3 separate regions of the Mus musculus genome follow, and regions 2 and 3 are each linked to region 1. A link is a loop called in an ENCODE intact Hi-C map of the cell type or tissue named here. Cell type or tissue: left cerebral cortex. All regions are shown on one strand.

What was found. A loop is a pair of places that touch in the nucleus more often than their neighbours do. Peaks named below come from ENCODE experiments on the same cell type or tissue, not always from the same donor. Only the 100,000 strongest peaks of a DNase experiment are listed, where the experiment ranks them.
Region 2: it touches region 1 in a loop (3-fold over the local background); 30 of 42 quality-filtered maps call a loop at or near these places.
Region 3: a loop joins it to region 1, with 2.7 times the contacts of the local background. A loop is called at or near these places in 4 of 42 quality-filtered maps.

The regions. Positions count from the first base shown.
Region 1 is chr3:51,274,788-51,279,787 of GRCm38, forward strand. All of the region lies in intron 4 of Elf2 (E74-like factor 2), which reads right to left. It overlaps 4930577N17Rik (RIKEN cDNA 4930577N17 gene), which reads left to right and starts at 1,974. Exons shown (of 1, transcript NR_073429.1): 1 at 1,974-3,620. In left cerebral cortex, CTCF peaks have their summits at 1,282 and 2,703; DNase peaks (open chromatin) are centred at 1,435, 1,966 and 2,620; H3K4me3 peaks cover 2,517 bases; H3K27ac peaks cover 2,124 bases.
Region 2 is chr3:51,363,462-51,368,461 of GRCm38, forward strand. No RefSeq gene overlaps it. Among named protein-coding and RNA genes, the nearest start is that of n-TPagg5, 6.6 kb to the left of the region's middle. In left cerebral cortex, CTCF peaks have their summits at 1,987 and 2,191; a DNase peak (open chromatin) is centred at 1,885; H3K4me3 peaks cover 768 bases.
Region 3 is chr3:51,414,091-51,419,090 of GRCm38, forward strand. Naa15 (N(alpha)-acetyltransferase 15, NatA auxiliary subunit) reads left to right here and starts at 1,926. Exons shown (of 20, transcript NM_053089.3): 1 at 1,926-2,286. The coding sequence starts at 2,233. It overlaps LOC108168868 (a long non-coding RNA gene), which reads left to right and starts at 2,293. Exons shown (of 2, transcript XR_001783830.2): 1 at 2,293-2,684; 2 at 4,954-5,000. In left cerebral cortex, CTCF peaks have their summits at 2,133 and 3,593 (motif pointing left); DNase peaks (open chromatin) are centred at 1,853 and 2,717; H3K4me3 peaks cover 2,480 bases; H3K27ac peaks cover 2,055 bases.

The DNA of each region.
Region 1 (5,000 bases):
GTCTTTGGATTACATGAACAAGAAAGAAGAAATAACAGCGTGTAGAACTCTTTCATGGCACACTGTGATTTTAAAAACATTAGTTATAAGATTTCTGTAAGCAGCTCTCGAAAATCAAGTAGATTTGGAAAATGGCATCTAAAGTCTTAGAAACCCCGTGTCAGAGCGGGTGTAGCCCTGAGGTAAAGCATCCTGCCCAGCTTGCTGGAGGCCTGGTCCAGATCCTCAGCCCTACAAGCAAGAATGCCTATAAAAAGGTAGGAACACTGACTTCCAATGTGCACTCCCAGCGCATTATCTACAGGCCACATTCAGTTTTAGTGGTAGTTCTAATAGCTCAGGCAGAGAAAAGAAACCTATCACTTGTGAAGTTAAGTCCTCTTACTCTACAGTGTTTCTCAAGGTTCTCACTGCAGAAACTGTGCAATGGTTCTCTCATAAGTATTCACATGAATTGGAAATAACATCTTTAGGCTTATTAAGCTTCTGTCTAAGTATTTATGAGCACCATATGTGTGTCCATGGTGTTTAGAAGAGGGGTTGTATCCCCTGGAACTGGAGTTACAGGTGGTTGTGAATGTGGGTGCTGAGAACTGAACCCAAGACCTCTGCAAGAGCAACTCTGCAAGAGCAACAAGTGGTCTTAACCGAGGAGCATCTCTCCTGCCCCAAACAGTATCTCTTTAACTATACACACTCGACACTCAAAACACCACTAACCCAACATAAAACTGTACACTAATTCATACTGATCAATGGACTGACTTTAACAAGGACCCAAGTTCCATTATGTTCCTCTCCTTCAGTAAAAGTTCCTATTCAAAAAGGCATTTAAACGCTGCTCAATAAATTGTGATTTCCCTACTTTTGAAATGTGTAAAATATGCCTCAGCCAAAACACACTATTCAGCGTTATTGTTATATAGCACATGCAGTTCTATCAGTCCAGATTTTATTTATATTTAAAGTTCCGTTAAATTTAGAGATAAACATAATTTTTCCTCCAAACCGAACTGCTTTGTCCACCAAACTACCAATTTCAAGATCCCTAAAAACAATAGGTGCAAAAAGACTGTTCTGATCTTTTACAGCACTACCGTTTGGTTACAATTTCTCATCTTCCAATCCGACATCGATGGAGATGTGAAACAGAACCAGAGGAGGGACCGCATGCGCTTATAATTTCGGTAAGCAACAGTGTTCGAGCAGTGCCACATCGACCCGAGGCCCTCGCTGCGCTGTCTGCTAGCAAGTAAAGCTGCTTTTTCTATGTAACTTAAGTCCGTGCCCTTCCGCTGCAGCAGTGGCGCAGCACATCCCCCACCCCCGCGGCCACTTCCGTGTTTACACTCCTCTTCCCTCCAATTCCATGCGTACATTGTCAGCTTCACTCCCGCCCAATCTTCATTGGCCCGGCTCGGGCCCGTGGTCCCGCCCCCAGAAATCAACGTTCTTATTTGGAACAGCTCAGGGCGCAGATTGGAACCTCGGGCCTGTCAATCGCGCGCGTTCTGTCCTCTCCCAGGCGCTTCCGCTATGGTGGGAGGTTTGGGGGAGGGGAAAGGGGGCAATGCCGAGCCGAGACTTCCCCGGGGCCAGGACGCCCTCCCGCCCGCCCCGCTCCCCGCTTTCATCTTACTGTGGACCAAAATAAACGTCCCCCTCCGCTGTCCCGCAGCCCCGGGCCGGCTGCGCGGAATACACCCGGTGTCCTTCCCGTCCACCCTCAGTCACCCGCCCCACGAGGGAAGGAAGGGCAGCAGCCCGGTTCCCCCACGGCCGCCGTTAGCCGCGGCGGGGAGGTGCCGGGTCGGCGGCGTCCCACTCGGCACCGGGAAGTGGCCTCGGGACCGTTACTCGGGCGCCGCTCCGGGAGGGACGAGGCGGGAGGCCGGGCGGGCGCGTTTTGGCGGGTAGCGCCCGGGGGGGCCGCGGCGTCCATGCGGAAGTGGCGGCTATAGGAAGTGAGAGGCGAGGGCGGCGGGCGGCCAGCGCCCCCGGCCGCGGGCAGGGGCGGCCCTCTCGGCCGGACAGCGTGGCAGGCGGCGGGGACAACAGCTCCGCTCACTTCCTGGTTCCCCGGCAACTGGGGCGAAGCGCGCAACTCGCCCGCGCCGACTCCCCAACTTAGCCGCGGCTCCGCGCCCGGCCCCTGCCGCTGCCGCTGCTGCGCCGCCGCCGCCGCCGCTCTCCCCGGAGCGACAGCCCGGATCCGAGGCAGGTTACTCTCCAAGGTGATCACTTCCTGATTTGTCGCCTCCATTACTTCATTCACTCCCCCCTCTCCGCGGCCGCCCGGCTGCCGGAGACGGACACCGGACCCGGGGCGCTGACCGCCCCGGGGGACGCTCCCCGCCCGCCGGGCGCCCCCTCGCCCGCTGCACCGATGCACGGGAGAAAAGTTCCCCTGTGCTTACCGGCCCGGATGAGCAGATCCAGCTGGTTCGTGGGTCCCTCATGCAGAGACGTCGCCATGTTTATCCCGGGGCTGGAACTGCTGCTTCACATTGACTTACACCCTGAGCGGCGGCGACAGGGGAGAAGGCGGAACCCGCGGCCGGAGACACACGCCGTGCGGGCGGCACACACTCACGCACTCGCACACACTCCGACGCCCGGATCCTTGCGCGTCCTCCGACAGGAAGCGGCGGCCGGCCCGCCTCCCGCCGCCGGGCTCAGCAGCCCCACCACCTAACGGCAGGGGCGGCGGCGGCCCCGGCTGGCAACGCGATCCTTCCGCCCCGCGCCCAGACAGGAAGTCAGTCCCGGGCGCCGGCAGCCGGCGGCCGCACGGACACCTGAGGCTGGGGAGCCGCAGGCCGCCCTCGGGGACGCGGGCCTCGCCTCGGCAGGAAGAGGCGCGCTTCACGTTCTGCGGAAGCGAAGTCTGCAAATGTCCCCTCTGGAAAAGAGCCATGAATCAAATTTTTCTTCCTAGAAAAGACCTCATACCTAGTCCCGCAGCTGTACACGGAGGTGGCTTTTTAACTTGGGTTGGCCTTCCCGGCGCTTATGCAACATACAATCAGTTCAGTCGAAAGAACTGCACTTTAAAAAACTTGTACCTAGAAAATATTCTAGAAGCATCACTAAGGAAGTCAGGAGTCTCCAACTACTTCAAAAACTGACTTGGTCCTGTCTTCTCGACAGAAGTCAGAGTACACTAGACAGGTAATTAGTAAACAGAAAAGAGCCGCCCGGCAGCCTCGGGGAGACTGGAGTCGCTGGGTTTGCTGGTCATGAAATTCGTGTGCCCTCTCTTGTATTTGCTTGACTTGGACAAATGAACGTATTCGTTCATAGCTTAAAGATATCTTCAGACAGCTTTTAAAAAACTCGTTTACCTTGAAACTGGCCTTACAAATACACACTGTAACAGGAAAGGAAAATAATGGCCAATTAGTGGCTATAAATTAGTGGAAATACAGGGAATAAGACCTAATTAAATGCCTTGCCTGTTTCAGAATTTCTTAACATAAAAACTGAAATAAAATGTCATTCCGAAGTTATTTGACACACGTTTTATGTAAAATGCACCTCCAATACATTTTATTCTTCGTTCAATAAAAGTTGCTGAATAAAAAGTAATCATCTGTAATGGTAGGGTTACAGATTTTATCTCAATTAACTGCATATAAATAAAGTTTGACAGTAATATAACGCGATATGGTTTTATAAGTTTACCCAGCACCATTAGATGGGTTTACCTAAGACTGCCAAGCATAGGTCAAAAGGAGTCAGCTAACTGATAGCTTTTATTTTTTTCTACTATCATTTTGAAATAAGAATCTCCCATTGACAGGCAGCATCTTTTAACAGTTTCTGTATCAAGAAAGATAAGGAATGCCAAAGGGTAATTGGATGGCTGTAGGCAGATCAATGAAACCGATAACAAATCAGAATTTCTGCTCCAGTAGCACATTTTCCATGTATTCTATTTAGTAAGGAAATGGAAACCGAAGGGGTGTGTGTGGTGTGTAGGTGGTGTGTAGGTGACAAGTCAATGGCTTAAGGACAATAAAACAGATTTCTCAATATAGGACCAGCTTGAAGTCTGACAACTTAGCTGACTGCATTTTAGGTATCTCGGAGGCAACGTGTATGTGTATAAGCTTGCGTGTGTGTGTGTGTGTGTGTGTGTGTGCTTTGCTGAATGTACACCCTGATTATCTGCATCATTGTCTGACTTACATTTAAGCACCTAGAGAATAGAAGCTACATATATCCTTGCATAATAATTTATATACATAACATATGTACAGAGAAAATAATGCAAAAACACTGGAAAACACAATATCTCTGTACATTTAGAACATATGAAAGCACAATGCCTCTAATCTTAAGGCAAGTCTACCCTGCCTTAAAAACAGGCTTTCGAAAGCCAACACTTTACTGCGAATAATAAGTAGAATGGCCTGCTACTAGAATGTATACAGGTACAAACTGGCAATATGGCATTTATCAAGAATCTAATATATATCCTTATGAATACACAAGCACATTTGCATTTTTTCAAGTCTCCATAATCAAACAGTTATAAGCAGAATTTAACTAAGTATAAATACACAGCTTTTATAATATATACCTTAAAATAAACTCATTCTGCTAATAAAACTATAGAAAGACAATACTGTATAAAAATTACTTATAAGTCCTGGCAGAGCAGAGAAACCAAGTAATCCTAACCTTACCTCTCACCAAATAAAAGCCTGTGTGCTAAGTACTTTCTTTACTTTCTTATATTCTGCCTACATCCCCACACAGCAGACATTACTGTTCCATTCACTGAGTGCTGCAGGAGCTCAGGCTCCTCGCTTAAATAACTACAAAAGGGTCAGAATTTGAACCCAGATACCAAATATTCTTAACCTCACGCCAGGAACAAGAGTAACATCCTACTTCTGTCATAAAATTTTCTCATTACAGTTTCTTTTTTATAGCTCCTCCTCAAGGATATGTAGCTTAATCCTGCTCTCCCTGGACAAACAGAATAAAGCTGA
Region 2 (5,000 bases), 89 kb after region 1:
AGTTCCAGGACAGCCAGGGCTATACAGAGAAACCCTGTCTTAAAAAACCGAGAGAGAGAAAGAGAGAAAGAGAGAGAGAGAGAGAGAGAGAGAGAGAGAGAGAGAGAGAGAGAGAGAGAATAGCTTACATCTGGGTCATATGGAGGCATTTTTCTCATTTCCCTCCTTCAGATAACTCTATCCTGTGTGTCAAGTTGGCATAAGTTTACACAGTAAGTCGCAGTGATAGCAATTGTCTCTCTCCAAGGGTAAACCCTGAGTGAACTTCTTCTCAGCAGGAGAATCTACTGGGGGTGGACACACTGCTGGTGCTCACCCTGCACGCCGCCATTGCAGAATTTCACCTGAGAGTGCAAAATGTCAAGACCGCCGTTTGTGAGTGGCCCCCTGGGAACCTAGAAAGTTCCGGCTCTGAGTCGACCTATAAATATCAAATTGTACTGACTACCTGGAAGTCTATGCTGAAATTACAGCAACTTTAAAGGAGCTAGAAAGATTAGAGGTTATTTGCTCAACCCGAAGGCCTTTCTTTCTTCAGCTTGGTGTGTGGCCTGTGAAGATGCCAGACAGCTCCTATAAAAGACTTCAGATGAAGAGAGCTAAGTAAGGTCGACCCCATCTACACCGCTGTGGCCAGCACTACTAAGTAAGGTAGTTACCATGTCTATGCCACTGTGCCCAGCACGGCTCTTATGCCAGAACAACAGATACAAGTAATGGCATCTCTCCATGTGGTGTTGGAACTTGCGAACACACCTATTTTCCTTCTTTCTCTTTTCTTTCTTCTTCCTCCTCCTCCTCTTCCTCCTTCTACTTCCTTCTCTTCCTTCTTCTTTTCCTTCTTCCTCCTCCTCTTCCTTCTTTTCCTTCTTCTACCTTCTTCCTCCTCCTCCTCTTCCTCCTTCTACTTCCTCCTCTTCCTTCTTCTTTTCCTTCTTCCTCCTCCTCTTCCTTCTTTTCCTTCTTCTACCTTCTTCTTCCTCCTCCTCCTCTTCCTCCTTCTACTTCCTCCTCTTCCTTCTTCTTTTCCTTCTTTCTCCTCCTCTTCCTTCTTTTCCTTCTTCTACCTTCTTTTCTCCTCCGTCTTTTTGTATTCTCTGAGTTGCTGAATCCCCAGGGGTTATTTAAATTCAAAGGAGTCTCTACCACTCATGCAAAATTACCTGCCACACTGTCTATTTGTCAAGGGAAGGTGGCTGGAGACCTTGCTTTCTCCTCCTGCTCTCTCCCCTAAGTGAAAAAGTTTCACAACACGTCTCTGAAAGACTTCGCGGTGTGCACCTCAGGGAAGCAGGATGGGCAGTCAGTCCACAAAAGGCAAGGGCGAGCTCCTCTGTGAAATTCTAGATCTTATACTCCAGTAAGAGGGGTATCAATATCACACCCAACAACTTAGTAAAAATGTACCACGTGCTGTAAGTGCTAAAATAGATAGATGGCTCAAGAGGCTCCTGAGTAAGCTAAGGTCCTTGCAAGATAACCTTAATGGCCGTGTCCCTTTGTGTTAGAAGTCACCAGATGTTCGGGGGACTATGGAAAAAAACAGCTTGAGCAAACAGTTCTAATAGCGTTTGGGTCCTAGCCATGGAAAGGGAAGGAAGCTGGCGCACAGTACTAAAACAGCAACTGCTGGATGAACGTGGAGCATTCCAACAGGAAGGGCCCAGCATCCCAGTGACAGCGAAAGCTGCATATCCAAATAAAGGCCACGTCTCTTTCTCCGGTAGCGCGAAATCAAACTTGCCAGAGGCGGCTCGCACTTTTTACAGCAATGTGGTGCGGTGTTTGCAAGTCCCGTCGCCAAGGCCGTGCAGGCTGTGTTGGCACCAGTGTTCTTTCAAGCTTCTAAGCCGCCCCCGGGTAAGTGAACCAAGCGCTAGGAGAGATAAAGTGCTAAGAGGGACACCATCTGTCTGCAGAAGGGGAGGACACCAAACGGGACTGGGTGGCGGTCGAAATGCAAATGAACACTGACACCGTGTGGCTGGAGAAAGGAAGCAAGAAAGCGAGAAAGCGTAGCCAGCGGACTGAGATAAGAGACAGCAGAGTGGAAAGTACCAGTTTCACTGGTAGTGAGATTTACCCTGTGACAATCCATATGGACAGTAGCGGGGCTGTATTCGGAGGTCTGACTTTATGGCTGGCCCAATGGGAAAAGAACCAGGTGGATGCTCTTTCCACCACTGTGGGGCAGCAGATCTTGGAGGACATATGTAACAGAGTTCAACAGGAATCAGTGGTTTTCTATGTGGCTGGCAGCCCATAGCTGGTTGAGGTTTGAAAATCGGGAAGCAGATGCCCTTACCAAGCTACAAGCCATCTGCCTCCAGAGATCACTGGAGGCTCTTATCTACAGTCTGGCCACAGTGATTTGGCACACACTGGAAAGTAGCTAGAGCTACCAACATTCCCATGAAATAGTCTGCTATTCTGCATGGTAACAATAAATGTGAGGCATGTTCCAAATTAAGACACGGAGAGACTATACAGGGTCCGTATATGTCAGTAAGGATACAAGTCGGTGCTCACCTGTGTGGACACTGCCGCAAGTCCATTGTCTCCAAGCCTTAATGCCCCAGTCTGCTAACCTGGGCCTAGTCTTGGAAGCCTCTACCCTCCATACAATATTATGTAGGCCTAGGATGTTTTCAGCCTCCGAAACTTGCTGCTGGCTAAGCACACCCTTTCTTCTTCCTTCTGAACTCTGGCTGGTTGGTTCAATCTAGCTCTTCTGACTCAAACTCCTCTCTCTCCAAGCTGTCTTCTCTCTCAGTCTCTGAATTGCTCTGCTGTGCCTCAAACTAACAGTAGCAATGTTCTAATATGGCTTCTTCTCATTTTCTGGCTCACTCTGTCTTTACCTGTCTCTGTACAACTGTCCTGGTAAAACTGTGTCTTAGTTAGAGTTTCCATTGCTGTGAATAGACACCATGACCAAGGCGAGTCTTATAAAAGCAAACATTTAATTGGGGCCGGCTTACAGGTTCAGAGGTCCAGTCCACTATCATCATAGCAGGAACTACGGCAGCATGCAGGAAGGCATGGTGCTAGAGAAGGAGCTGAGAGTTCTGCATCTTGACCAGAAGGCAACCAGGGGAGACTGGCCTCCAGGCAGCTAGGAGGATGGTCTCAAAGCCTACCCCACAGTGACTCACTTCCTTCAACAAGGCCACACCTACTCCAAAAAGTCCACATCTCTTAATAGTGTCACTCCCTGGACCAAGCGTATTCAAACCACCACAAACTGCCTCCTTCCTCTTTCTCTCGCTCTAGGCTGCTCCACTCTCCTTCTCAACTCTACTGTACCACTCTCTAGGAACGCTACTGTATTCCTGTGCTGAATGCTCCTCTTCCTCTCTCCTTGTGAGAGTTGGGAGTATCCTATCTGTCAGATCTTTCTCTGATTCGTCACTTTTTCTGCCACTCAATTAGACATCACTTTCAAACATGGGTGTTTCCTTCTACAGACGAACTTTACCTTCATTGTTTGGATTAAAGCTGAGAGCTATGGATGTGTTTATATTCCAGCCAGAGGGATTAAAGGTGTGTGCTAAGGGTTGAGCCACAACCTAACTAGAAACCAGCTCAGATATCCTGTAACAGAAAACTTTTAATCAGTTAATGTGTTGTGCAGCAATCCATGAGTGAAGCACACTGGGTCTTATCCAACTCAGCGGTACCCACAGGCACGGAGAACTGATAATGATTGGGGCACTCGCTTCACAGTCACAGGGCTAAAGGGACCAGGACTAATTGTACTTCCATTCATTTTACAACTATACACAGGCTGTATTGACTGAAATAATTATGGGGTTATTAAAATGGAAATATAGGGTGCTGAACAGATGGCTCAGCAATTAAGGGCATTTGCTAGGACTTGGGTCACTTCACAAGACCAACCTCATGCAGCTCACAACTGCTTGTAACTCCAGTTCAATGGGCCCAATGCAGACACCGAATGCACATGGTATTCATACATACACTTAGCATGTGCGCGCACACACACGCACACACATTAATAAAGAAATATTTACAAAACCCCAACGATTAGAATTTGAGCAAAGGTATGCTGCAGCAGAGGAAAAGTGTACCCCTCAGGGCTGGAGAGATGGTTCTGTAGGTTAGAACCTTGTCACTAAGCCCGATGACCTGAGTTTCTCCCCCAACCCGAGGATCCATATTATGGAAGGAAAGAATTCTCTCTTACAGGTTGTCCTCTGATCTCTACCCTCATGAACAAGCAAAAAAATAAAAATAAAGAAATGTACTTTTTTTTTTTTAAAGACAAGATCTCACTATATAGTCCTGGCTAGCCTGAAATTCTCTTTATAAACCAGGTTGGCTTCAAACTTACAGAGATTCATTTGCCCTTGCCACCTGGATGCTAGGATTAAAGGCATGAACCCCACTATAGCCACCTAATGTCTTTTTTTGTGATGAGGAGCAGGGTCTTACTATGTAACCCTGGGTGGCCTGGAACTGGCTAGGTAGACTAGGCTAGCTTTGAACTGGAATTCTGCCCATCTCTGCCTCTCCAATGCTAGGATGAAAGGTACACAAGATCAGAGTGCTCTCCTAACTGTTGGATCATCTCACCACCCCTAGACAAAAGTAGTTTCTAAAAGAAGGCACACCCAGAAGCTATAAGGCTATTGGATGGAAAATCCCGTATCAGAAGTGAATTGCTTCTGTGAGTTGTTGGCCCCCGAGGCTCTACATGCTGCAGAGATTATTGGCGCTGATGTTGGTTGTATGCCAGAACTAGATGTTAAGTTCCCATTGCAAAAGACAGTACCTGCTTTGGCAGCAGAGTGTGGAGAAATCCATGAGTCTGAGCTGGAGGCTTCTTCTCCCCTGATTGATTTCCTAGTCCTGCAGGGCACTGGCTGCGGAGCAAAGCTGGTTGTTGACAGTCCAGCTCAACAATGGACCCTGTGTGCTACACTACTGTCTTATTTAGGGTTTCTATACCACTATGATAAAACATCATGACCAAAAAG
Region 3 (5,000 bases), 140 kb after region 1:
AAGGGGATTAAAAGTAGTCAAGGGAGACAAGATGGTAAGGGTATGTATGTGTGTGACTATGATTGAAATATATCATGTACATGTATAAAAATAATGAATACCATTATTATGTATAATTAACATGCCAATAAAACCTTACAATTTAAAAAATTATTTGTACAATTTGAAAAAACAAAATTTGCATTTAGTGCTGTGGGTATAGCTAGCTTAATGGTAGAAGTGCTTATCTGGCCAGGCAGTGGCGGCGCATGCCTTTAATCCCAGCACTTGGGAGGCAGAGGCAGGTGGATTTCTGAGTTCGAGGCCAGCCTTGTCTATAGAGTGAGTTCCAGGACAGCCAGGGCTACACAGAGAAACCCTGTCTCAAAAAAACAACAACAAAAAAGTGCTTATCTGGCATGCATAAAGCACCAGGTTAGCTCTTCAACAGCACACACTTGTAGAAAAGCTATTTATTTACTTACATCTTTGTATGTGAAGGATTTTCTTCTAGGCTTATCTATTTTATATGCATGAGCCTTTTGTCTGTGCGAGCACCCTGTGTATACCTGGCCTCTTCAGAGGTGCTGGGACCCAGCCTAGGTTCTCTGCAAGAGTAACAGGTCATTTCCCCTATGAACTCCCTCTCCAGCCCAGAATTCACTTGTTATTTATGTGTGCCAACATGGAGGTTAGAGAACAACTCTTTGGAGCCTTTTCTCTTTTTCCATCTTCATGTGAGTTCAGGGGTCAAATTCAGGCTGTCAGGCTTGCAAAGTAAGTGCCTTAATCCACTGAACCATCTCACCAACTTAATTTTCCTAAATCTTTAGAGAGATTAGTGTTCAAGGATACCCCAGGATTTGCCTGCTCTAAGCTTGCTCCCTTTTTGGTTTTTAAGAGATCGAATTCCAGGATAGCCAGGGAAACACTGGGAAATCCTGTCTCAAAACAAAACAAACAAAAACAGACCTAAAGGAGCTAAACTGCTGCACATCTTTATGACTCAGGATGCACAGATTACTAGAAGGTCCACATGAGATAATCAAGGGTAAAATGGCTCTTGTGACTCAATGGCTTGCCATTTTGTAAAGTTTTATTGTTAACTGTAATGAAACGTCTGGATCCTCTTCTCTCTCAGGCCTGACCTTGCTCAGTGGAGTCTGGCCTCTAAGGATTGAGGATTTCTGTTAACAGGCAGTTCAACAGATACAACCCTAAGCATGAATTAGAAGCCAACTCCAGGAGTCTCGGCCCTCAACTCCACCACATTAAGGTGACTCACACAGCCAGTTCCTCAACCTCGCATTATATGACTTCAGCAATGAAATAAATATACCTCAACCTTCAGAGGCTCCTTTGGCAGTATAAGTATGTCACTTCGGATCTGGCCAACACCTTTCCTGGCTATCTCTAGCAATAGTCAACAAAAATCACTGATACCCTAGCCAGCCGGGGCCCATTTCATAGGTCAAGCTCTTAGAGGCTTTTCAAGATGATTAAGCCCTCTTTTTCGGATCGGTTCACAAATTACCCTTCGCTCCCTTCTGTACACAATACAGGCACTTGGGCCTAGAACCATTATACCTCTTCTTAAAACATCTCCATTTTGGCACTTGATACTCAAGCTATGATGACACCATCTGGGTGAGTCTACCCCACCGAGAGAAAGGCAGGCCGGTCTAGCGAGAAGGGGCAGAAAGTCTGTTTCCAGAGAGGAGGCGGCGGCGGCGGAAGCGTCATTGGCGGCCCTCCCAGGCACACGGCACTGGCAGGACCGGCAGAGCCAACTCTGAAATCCGCGGCTCCGCAGGCCGGCCCGGCCTCCGCGTTCCCGGCAGGCTCCGGTGCATCGAGGGTGGGGAAGAGCGGGTCACCGCGCCTGCGCGTTGGGAGGTGTGACCCGGGTGGGAAAGCCCTCCGAGTCCGCCATTTTGGCTGCCTCTGTCGGTCTTTTCAGTTACCACGTGAACCGCCGACGGAGACCCGGGAGGGGGGAGGTGGCGGCGGCGTTAAGTGAGAAAGGGGGAAAAGGAGGAGAGAGAGAGAGAGAGAGAAAAAAAAGAAAAGAAAAAAAAAAAGAGGCGAAGGGAGTGTCAGGACAGGGCGGGCGCGGCGACCCCGGAGGCCTAGTGGCGGCGGAGTGAAGGCTTCAAGGCTGAAGTGAGCTCGGGAACGGCAGTGGCGGCGGCGGGCGGACAAACGGACTGAGCGAGCCGGGCGGTGGCGGGAGCCGCGGGAGGAGCCGGAACCATGCCGGCCGTGAGCCTCCCGCCCAAGGAGAACGCGCTCTTCAAGCGGATCTTGGTGAGTGTGAGGCGGCGAGCGGGCACCGGGGATGGTTTCGCTGGGAGCCGGGCCTGTCAGCCCCGAGCCCGGGCGGGCGAGCGGGCACCCGGCCACCCCGCGGGGACCCCACCTCGGCTGTGCTGGCTGGCGGGGCGCACTCTCAGCTCTCGTCTCGCCCCGGGAGCGCCCCCACCTCCGTCCGCGCGCCGCGGCCCGCGGGCTTCGAGGCCTCGGTTCCGGACTAGGCCCCGACTCCCCGGCATCCGCACGGCTCGGCTGCCGTTTACCCTCCTAGAGCGAAGGGAGGAGCAGCCTGGCCTTGAGCGGGGCAGCGGGCCGCACGGGCCGGGAGTCGCGGCCCCGCTCCGGACAGGGATTCTGCCGGCTGGTCGGGGTGGCACCCTCGGAAGGAACAGGTGGTGTGGCCGAGGCAGGGACTCATTCATTGCTTGAAAGCACTTCTCCCTCTCCGGCCCCGTCCCTCCCTCTTCCTCCCCATCTGGGATTCACCGGTCCCCGCCCGGCCGGGGGTCACTGTTGGACTCGAAAGAATGGACTCTTGTAGAAGCGGAGGCTACTCTGTCACCTCCATCCAGGCACTTGCATACTTGATCCTGCAGCCCCTCGGCCTCTTTTTTTGGGAGTGGGAAACGCAGCATTTGTTTGTTAGTTGGAGAGCAAAACGGCCCCACCCCGACACCCTTCTCCGGGAGGTGGGACTCATTTCTAGGGGCGGTCCGGTAGGAAGTTTCAGTACAGACTCCCCCTCCACCCCTTACTCTGAAGTTTTAAAAATAGCGGTGCAAAAACTTAGCAGGAGATAATAGAAGTGTCTTCTAAGATGGATCTTGTTGACGCTATCTCAAACTCATCCCCTGTGCTTCAGATGTTTGCGGTTTGCATAAAAATACACGCAGTGATAACTTGCGGGGGTATGGGCTTGAATCTGTTTACATTGTAAACTATGCCCTGCTTTATCGGCTCTGTCATTAATACATTGTAGCAGTTTTTGTTGTTAGTGTGAGGGTAGCTTCTTTTATACAAACTTTTTTGTGCGTGAAAGAATTAAGTGTATTCGCCAAACTTGACTTGAATTTTGGAGTGTGTGTGTGTGTTAGCCTTTTAGATTGCAGTTATAATTCGTTTGACAACAAAATAAGGAGATTAGATATTTGGCTTTTTCTTTTCTTTTTTTTTTTTTCTTTTTTCTTTTTCTTTTTTCTTTTTGGCTATTTATGGGCCAGAGAGATGGCTCAGTGGATAAAAGCAGTCATTGACTGTTCTTCCACAGGTCCTGAGCTGAGTTCCCAGCAACCACATGGTGGTTCTCAACCATCTATAGTGGACTCTGATGCCCTCTTCTGGGGTGCAAGACATTCAGGAAATAGAGCACTTATATACATAAAATACATAAATAAATCCTAAATAACCATTTATATTGAGGTGATTGATTTTACAGAACTATCCATGTAATCAATTTGTGTAGAAAAACATATTAGACAGTCACTTCCCGTACTACTTAATGGCGTTTTGTTTTCAGACCTTTAGAAGTCTTAAGTGGATTTGTAGCATAGTTTTTTGTTTTTAGTGTTCTGAGACAGATCTCACTTTCTGTAGCCAGGCTGGACTGGAACTCTTGGCAGTTTTTCTGCCTCAGCATCCCAAGAGGTGGGATTACAGATGAGAACTACTATGCACTTCTTGTGACAGTTCTAGAATGATTTTATTTTTTTATGTGTGGAGAGGTCAGAGGGCAACTTCCAAGAGTTGGTTCTCTTCCACCATGTGGGAGTTCCTGAGATTAAACTCAGGTCAACAGATTTGGCAGCAAAAAGCTGGGCTTAATATTGTCTGCCTTTAATCCCAACACTTGGGAGGTGGAGGCAGGAGATATTTGTGAGTTCGAGGCCAGCTGGCTCTGATACGGAGATTCAGGAAAGTCAGATATACAGTGAGACCCTGTCTTGAAAAAAACAATATAGGAATAGATTTGGCAGCCAGTGGTTTTTTTTTTTTTTTTTTTTTTTTTTTTTCCCTTCCTCACTGAGCATCTTACCAGCCAAAGACCAGTTGCTGTTATTTTTCCTGTGCTGGAGATCTCACCAGGGCTTTAGCATGTGAGCAGGCCATCCATCTGAGTTATTCCCAAGTCTTTTAAGACTAAGTGATGTGAGGGTAGAACTATATAGCATAGTTTTCTTTCAGGGCTTACCCATCCAGTCCCTTTGCTCCCCTTTCCCTCCTATTCTCCCTTATAATGCTGGAGGTTGAACCCTGTGCTAAATACAAGCAGAGATGTGCTTCCAACTCTCCCATTATACTGACTGGGCTGTGTGTGTGTGTGTGTGTGTGTGTGTGTGTGTGTGTGAGAAAAATCAAGAGTCCCAAAAATACACTTAACCTGAAACAAAGGAAAGCCTCAGACTATGCTTCACCCTTAGGAATAGAGACATGGTGGCTCACAACCATCCATAACAAGATCTGACACCCTCTTCTGGAGTGTCTGAAGACAGCTACAGTGTACTTACATATAATAATAAATAAATAAATATTTTAAAAAAAAAGGAATAGAGACATTGCCTTGTACAGTTGTAATATCATTAACAGATTCTTTTTCCTAATACTCAAGTTTTCCAACTGTTAATGACACCCTTTTATTGTTTGGTTTTTCTCTTTTGAGACAAGGTTTTACTTTGTAGTTCAGACTGGCTCCCCAGTTCTTGGTATTCCAC